3 separate regions of the Mus musculus genome follow, and regions 2 and 3 are each linked to region 1. A link is a loop called in an ENCODE intact Hi-C map of the cell type or tissue named here. Cell type or tissue: heart. All regions are shown on one strand.

Region 1 (2,500 bases):
TGCAGAAGTCAGAAAGGGTGTCAGGTTCCCTGGAACTCGAGTTGTGAGCCAGCGTGTGGGTGCTATGAATCAAACACAGGTCCTCTACACCAGCCCAGGCAGATAGACAGACAGACACACACACAACTCCAGTGAAGCCTGCACTTGGTGGAAGATGGAGAATAAGGTGTAGTTTCTGTTCCTTAGAATGGCATGTACAACGAGAGACCCAGATGGCTGAGCTGTTCAAGTGAGGAACACCCAGAAATGGGAAGAGTTAGGTGCAGGGTTGTCATTCTCCCTCCTGGTTTCCCAGGACAGGGTCACTTGAATCAGAGACTTCTCTGATGGGTCTGTTTCTATCTAAATTCAGATCCACATTCCTAGAATCTGCAACGTGTTTCCTGGAAATCAGCTCTGCTCAGGGAAGGAAGACTGGAGGAGATACTATTAGAGGGTTATGAGGTGCAAATGGGGAGCCAAGGCCTCTGCTAAGATTTCCTCAGTACTGCACTCTCTCGTGTGTGCTTGCATATACATTGCATACTGATGGCTGCAGTCAGCCCAACCTGGCTTTCAGGCGCTTCAGGACAGGATTTAGCTCTGTTCACTGGAGATGGCAGTACCTTCTTAGGAAACTTCAGGGTGATCCTACTCCAGCTGTTCTTGCCTGTGTTTGTAGGTGTGGTATACTCTGACCCCAGGAAGCTCTATTTAATTTATTAGGGTTTTTGTTGTTATGTTTTGTTTTTTTTTTTTTTTTTTTTGGTCACGGTTTTTGTTTGAGACAGTTTCACATAAGCCCAGGATAACCTTGAATTTGCTATGTAACTGTAGATGACCTTGGCCCCTGACTCTCCTGCATCCTGGTACTAAGCTTGCAGCCATGCCTATCTCTTATCCTCCTCCTGCCTCTATCCTAAGCCCACGTGTCTTTGTTGCATCCTGTCTCTAAGTCTCCAGCCCTTGGTCTTTCCCTGGTGGAGGGAAGGTGAGGTTACTTTGTTCCCTTCACTTTACCTTGAAGGTGATGGCTGAGGCGCCATCTAGACCACGAGGCTGGGGTGCCCTCTTCTGGTGAAAGAGCTCAAAGCCATTTGATTGCTTTCCTTCCAGGACAGACTTGGACTATCTGGACCCCTGCTCCAAAGCTCTCAGTTGAGAAATCACTCACAAACATGGACCACTTCCTGGATATGTGCATGCTTTGCATTCTAGACAGCTACATAAACTACTGATCCTGTGGACACAACTGTGTTAGACCCCACGATATCTGATTCATTCAGCAGTCTCGGCTCACGGGTAGAGGCGCTTCAGCTCTAAGAAGCAGAGAGACATGTCCAAGTCCAAGTGCATTCAGATATACAGAGCTGATAGAAAATCCAGGTGTTGGGGGTTAGAGAGATGGCTCAGTGGTTAAGAGCACTGATTGCTCTTCCAAAGGACCCAGCTTCAATTCTCAGCATCCACATGGCAGCTCACAACTGTCTGTCACTCCAGTTCCAGGGAACCTGACACCTTCACACAGGCATACATGCAGGCAAAACACCAATGTACATAAATTAAAATAAATCATTTAAAATTCAGGTGTCACAGATCGGGTTGGGTGAGATATGTCAGCTTATGCCTGTAATCCCATCACTTGGGATGCAAAAGCATAGGGATCGTTGCAAGTTCAAGGCGACCTGGTTGACATTGTTAGTATCAGGCCATGTGGGTAACATTCTACCTCACTGACGAAATGCCTGGACATCGTTAGTAATGACTGGTCATTTGCCTTCTAACCATAGCTGATATTCCCAGAGTTTATATTTTCTTGTATCTGGTAGACTTTTTGCCTGCCTGAATGACAGAAGTAGACCCCTCTGGTAACTAAAACTTGGAATGTCCCCTGCCAGCCTCCCCAGTGCCACTTTGCATTCTATGCAGTGGCACCTCACAGTGCCACTAGGTGTTGTTAATTTCACCTTTGCAAACATTCCTGGGTTACTGCCTGGGAGAGTCCAGCACACTTGGTAGTATCTGACACATGGCAGCTAACTGGCTACTTCACTTCTGAGACCTTGTTTAGGCAAGCCTTCTCCCATCTGGCCATGTGTCCTCGGGGGAATATGACTTCTCTGAGAGTCCCCACCCAGTGAAAACAGTGGGAACTTTCTGAAGGCACAATGAAATGCCCGAGGCACTAACGTTCATGTTCCTGATGTTTTCGGTGGTGAGCTATGATAGAGGAGCTGTTCTGAGCCAGATGCTGGGTGTCTGGGTGTTTCCCAGGACAGATTTGCGCCACCCTGTTCTTCATGAAGTTCTAGGCTTGGCCAAGAGTTGCACTCACCGGGCCTGTAGGGGCCAGAGAGGGAGGCAGTCCTAACTGGAGGGCAGGACCCATGCTGAGCTGTTCTCAGGCCCTCCTGCTCAGGAGGGTGGGGCCCATGCAGCTTAATATTTTTCTATAGAAAGACAGTCAGAATTTAATGTGAAAATTCCTAATCTGTTGGTAACTAATCAAACAAACAGAAAC
Region 2 (2,500 bases), 140 kb before region 1:
ATCTTTCTGCCTCCACCCGCTAAGTGCTGAGAGTACAGTGTTGACCACAATATCCAGTCTGTGTGGCGCTGGGGATCAAGGCCACCTTCCTGCATGCTGGGCACACACTCTACCAACTGAGCTAAGTCCGGCCCTTTGTTTTATTTTTACATTTTATTTATTTATTTATTTATTTATTTATTTATTTATTTATTTTTGAGACAGTGTCTTTCTACATAAGCCTGGAACTCACAATGTAGACCAGGCTGGTCTCAAACTCAGAGAACCACCTGTCTCTGCCTCTTGAGTGCTGATTAAAGGTGTGTGTCACTATGCCTGACTTTTTTATTTTTTATTTTTTGAGATAATATCTCTCTAGGGAGCCCAGGTTGACTCCAACTCCAGATCTCCAATCCACACCCCCACACACCCACACCCCTGTCTCAACTCCCAAGGGCTAGAGTCGATGGTTCAGTACCAGGAATCCTCCATACTTCAGACTACCGAGTCCACCTCCAGTCTCAAGCCTTCTTTAGTCACACTTTTCCCGGATGTATCCACAACGGCATGAGGTCAGTGCCAGTGAGGAGTAAGTACCCAACCTCCTAACCCAAAGGTGGTTCCACTCCCTCAACTGGCGAAGTTTCTGCAGCCTTCAATTAGACTGTTTAAATAAACCCTGTATTCTACCTTTCAAAAATATTAAAGCAACTGAAGAAGTATCTCAGTTGTAGAATTTTTGTCTAACATTCACAAAACCTTGGTTTCCATCTTCAGCACCACATAAAAGCATGAACTTCTGTGCACGACCCAAACCAGAGGGGCTGGGAGCAATTGGGGGTCTGGGTTTTTGTTTATTTGTTTGTTTGTTTGTTTTTGTTTTGTTTTGTTTGTGTTTTGTTTTCAAGAACTCTTATGCAGTAAGGCAGAACCCGCTAGGCCCACTGAAGCTGCGGTCCTCGACACACGGGGGAGCCAGAGTCAACAAAGCACTGCAGCCTGCCTGTACCGTAATGTGTGTAAGTGTGTGCACATGGATCTGTCCTCAACACTAATAAAACACGTGACTCGGGCCACAGGGACAAGCTATGCGGGCTGTAGTGTAACCTGACCTACTGGATCCAGCCAGTGAGTTGGGTCTACTGGTGAAGGACCCCAGTGGAGTTCAGAGGACAATTTGCAGGAATTCTTTCTTTCCTTCTACTATGTGTGCCTTGGGGGTAAATACGGGTCTTCCGACTTGGCAGCAAGCATCTTTACCTGCTGGCCCTATTTTTTGTTTTTAACAGAGCCTCATGCAGTCCAGGCTGACCTTTATCTCAATTTGTAGCCAAGTATGGCCTCAATGATCCTCCTGCCTCCACCTTTGAGCAAAACAGGGCCTGAGATTACAGGTGTGAGCTTTGTGAGTGCTGGTAACTGAAATCCTGGTAAGTGCCGGGATTTCACCTAACACCGGAACCTCATCTCCAGTCCTGATTTTTTTCTGTCTGCCTGTCTGTCTTTCCTTTCTTTCCTTTTTCTCTCTCTTCCTTTTCTTTCTCTCTTTCTTTCTTTTTTCTTTCTTCCTTCCTTCCTTCCTTTCTTTCTTTCTTCCTTAGATGGGATTTCACATGGAACAGGCTGACCTCCATCTGGCTATATAGCTGAGAATGACCTTGAACATCTGGGCTTCCTGCCTCTACCTCCGTCCAGTGCTATAATTACACCATCCCTGACTTAGCCTGCCCTTTACTAAGTATATCTATTTGAGACAGGGTCTCACTATCTCACTAAATTACTAAGGCTGGCCTCGAACTCACTCTGTAGCCCAGACAGGCTTGAGACTCACGATCTTCTTGGGTGGCTATGATCACAGACCTGCACTACCATGCCTGGCACCAAATGAACCCCTAATAGCAAGAGGGAAAGAGATGTTTGCCTAGAAAACCGACGGGCTGACATAGACACGTGTTCATAAGTTAAAATTAAAAATAAATTAGGACTTGGAGAGATGGTGCAGTGGTTGAGAGCACTTGCTGCTCTTGCAGAAGACCCAGGTTCAGTTCCCAGGAACCATAAGGTCTCATAACTGTCTGCAATTCCATTTCCAAGAATTTTCTTGTAGCATAGCTCATATGAAAACCAAGCATGCACATGGTATACATACATATATACAGGCAAACACTCACAGATAAAACTTTAAAATTTTTAAAACTAAAAAAAAAGTCTTAATAGTAATAATAATAATAATAATACATACATACATACATATACACACACTAACTAGTTTTATGCCAACAAGCTAGAGTCATTAGAGAGGAGGGAGCCTCAATAGAGAAAATGCCTGAAATCACTGGGCTGCAGGCAGGCCTGTAGGGCATTTTCTTAATTAGTGATTGATATGGAAGGGCCCAGCCCATTGTGGGTGGGGACACCCTTGGGCTGGTGGTCCTTGGTTCTATATGTAAGCGAGCCGAACAAGCCACAAAGAGCAAGCCATTAAGCAACATCCCTTCAAACCCTCTGTATCAACTCCCGC
Region 3 (2,500 bases), 340 kb after region 1:
CATCAGATGAGCTACCTCTCATTGATTAAAACATCCCAGCCCAGGTTTAAAACCATTATTTAATGGCTAAAATTAGAGAACACTCTTTCTTTGAGCAAAATACAATTAGCCTAAAATTGGGGTGTTGTGCCTGTAAAGCAAACACATTTTTCTTATAACCTGAAGGGAGCCTCCACCATGTTGAAGACATTTGTGTCTTGTTCATTTCCTAGTAGCGAAACCCTTCTTTGAAAACAACAACAACAACAACAACAAATCCACTGTGAAAAGTGAGGAGGACCTACCTATTGCATTACAGTGCAGACTATCCAAGCAAGTATGGAGACAGCACGTGCTGGTTTTCATTTACATTTTAAGACCTAGCTGCAGACAAACAGAAATGAAGATTTAAGACCTAATAGTTTAATATTGATTATTTTAAATTTTTAGAGCTCAGCCAGGTGGTGGTGCACACCTTTAATCCCAGCACTCGGGAGGCAGAGGCAGGTGGATTTCTGAGTTCCAGGCCAGCCTGGTCTACAGAGTGAGTTCCAGGATAGCCAGGGCTACACAGAGAAACACTGTCCTGAAAAACCAAAAATAAAATAAAATAAAATAAAATAAAATAAAAATAGATAAAAATAAATTTTTAGAGCTCAAAAATGATTTTTCAAATTACCTAAAATGGCCACATTATTTTCACATAAGAAACTGAGGCCCAATGTAGGTGGCTTGGCTGCATTTTCACTTTACTAGATGGTGTTAATATGAGTTAATAGGAACAGTGAGCACAGACCTAGGTCTCACACCTACTTTAGGTGTCATAGTTTCTCTATTCTGTGTCCCAGAGCAATGCTTTTTTTTTTCTCCTCAGGACTTACAGAGCTACATCATTTGTGTGTGTGTGGTGTGTGTGTGTGTGTGTGTGTGTGTGTGTGTGTGTGTGTGTGTGTGAAAATTGTAAATCTGTGGAGAGCTCGCCCTCTAGTGCTCACTTAGCTACAATTGAAGCATTCGCCTAGGGAATTTTTTTATCCTCCCCAGGCTTCCTGTTACGTACAGGAAACAGATATAAAAGCAGAGGTGTGATGCCGTGTGGGAAACTCTCCCACTGTGCTTCCCTGTCTGTCTGCTCACCTCACATGCTCTGCTCCTCTCCTCATTTCCTATGCTCTGTTAACAAACTTTTTGTCTGACTACTTGTTTTCAATCCCATAACATTTTATTGCAAATTTCAGACACCTCACGTAGGCCAAACTGTCTGGAGAGCTTGTGTTTTCTTACATCCTTTTAAACGCTTTTCCCCTCCTTTTATTCTTAGTTTTAATCCAGGACCTGTTCATTCAAGGAAGACCCTTCACAAAATTATGCCCCAGTCATGGGTGTCTCCTTTTTTTTTATTAGAAACTGCCTTTTCAAAACCCTTTTTGTCAGGCATAGTGGCCCATTTCTGTATTCTCAGCATTGTATAAGCAGAAGGCAGGAGGATCACCAGAAGTCCAAGGCTTGCCTGAGTTTCATAGTGAATTCCAGGCTAGCCTGGTCTACCAAATGAGACATCATCCTCAAAAACAAAACAAAAAGTTAAGGAAAATCCCCCTTCTGTCATAGTACTATTTATAAAGTTGCCTTTTCAGACAGGGTCACCCTCAAATGAAGAAGGTGAGCTGGAAGGTGTATGATGTAGGAACTGTTTAGAGGGCAACTATGAAGTAGTAGCAAGGAACAGTGATATGCACAGGTGACAGTAACAGAATGAAAGCTTTTAAGTTGAAACAGTTCATCTACTCTGTAGAGTACTGTTCATTTTTATGTTGTTAAAATATTTCTTGTTTATTTGACGTGTGTGTGTGTGTGTGTGTGTGTGTGTGTAAATCTATATTACTAACCCTCCAACTCCTCCTGGACCTCTTCCAACAATGCTCCTCTCACCTTCATCTTTTCCTTTTCTTCCTCCTCCTCTTCTGAATAACCCACTGAGTCCAGTTAGTGCTGCCTTCAAGAGCATAAGCCAAAATAAACTGACTTCCTCTTCCTCCAGCAACCATCAGTTGTCATTCACTCCTCAGCTGAGCCTCAGGAGCATCCCCCACCCACACTGGAGTTATTGGCTGGCTGCTGTAAGTTGATGAGTGCAGTGGCCATGTCCTGTCCCAAAGACTGTCGTTTATATAGCACTCTTTTCCATCCTCAGCCTTTACGTTCTTCCCACACCTCCTTCTGTGATGCCCTTGAGCTTTTCTGGAGGGTAGAGATAGCCCACTAGGGGAAGCACTCAGCAGTTTGGAGTCTCTCAGAAACTTTTCTGGCAAAAGTGGAGAACAGCACTAATATATGGGTCTAAACATAAATATTTAGTAGGCAGCTTGACGTGTCTTTAAGTAAAAAACAATAGCAGGTTTCCCACTTAGGCCCATTTCCAAAGAGCATGACACTTTGACCAGGTTTACAGTATCACTACTCATTCCTTCTTGTGCAAGTTTCCCATAATTTGAGACAGCAGCTATGCTATGTTGTGCTG

The links. Peaks named below come from ENCODE experiments on the same cell type or tissue, not always from the same donor. Only the 100,000 strongest peaks of a DNase experiment are listed, where the experiment ranks them.
Region 2: it touches region 1 in a loop (5-fold over the local background); 19 of 42 quality-filtered maps call a loop at or near these places.
Region 3: it touches region 1 in a loop (2.2-fold over the local background); 3 of 42 quality-filtered maps call a loop at or near these places.

The regions. Positions count from the first base shown.
Region 1 is chr9:65,663,328-65,665,827 of GRCm38, forward strand. No RefSeq gene overlaps it. Among named protein-coding and RNA genes, the nearest start is that of Oaz2, 12 kb to the right of the region's middle. In heart, a CTCF peak has its summit at 1,051 (motif pointing left); no DNase peak of the experiment used is centred here; H3K27ac peaks cover 587 bases.
Region 2 is chr9:65,523,168-65,525,667 of GRCm38, forward strand. No RefSeq gene overlaps it. Among named protein-coding and RNA genes, the nearest start is that of Ankdd1a, 4.2 kb to the left of the region's middle. In heart, a CTCF peak has its summit at 948; a DNase peak (open chromatin) is centred at 994; H3K4me3 peaks cover 374 bases.
Region 3 is chr9:66,003,578-66,006,077 of GRCm38, forward strand. All of the region lies in intron 7 of Csnk1g1 (casein kinase 1, gamma 1), which reads left to right. Among named protein-coding and RNA genes, the nearest start is that of Gm22657, 52 kb to the left of the region's middle. In heart, a CTCF peak has its summit at 1,004 (motif pointing left); no DNase peak of the experiment used is centred here.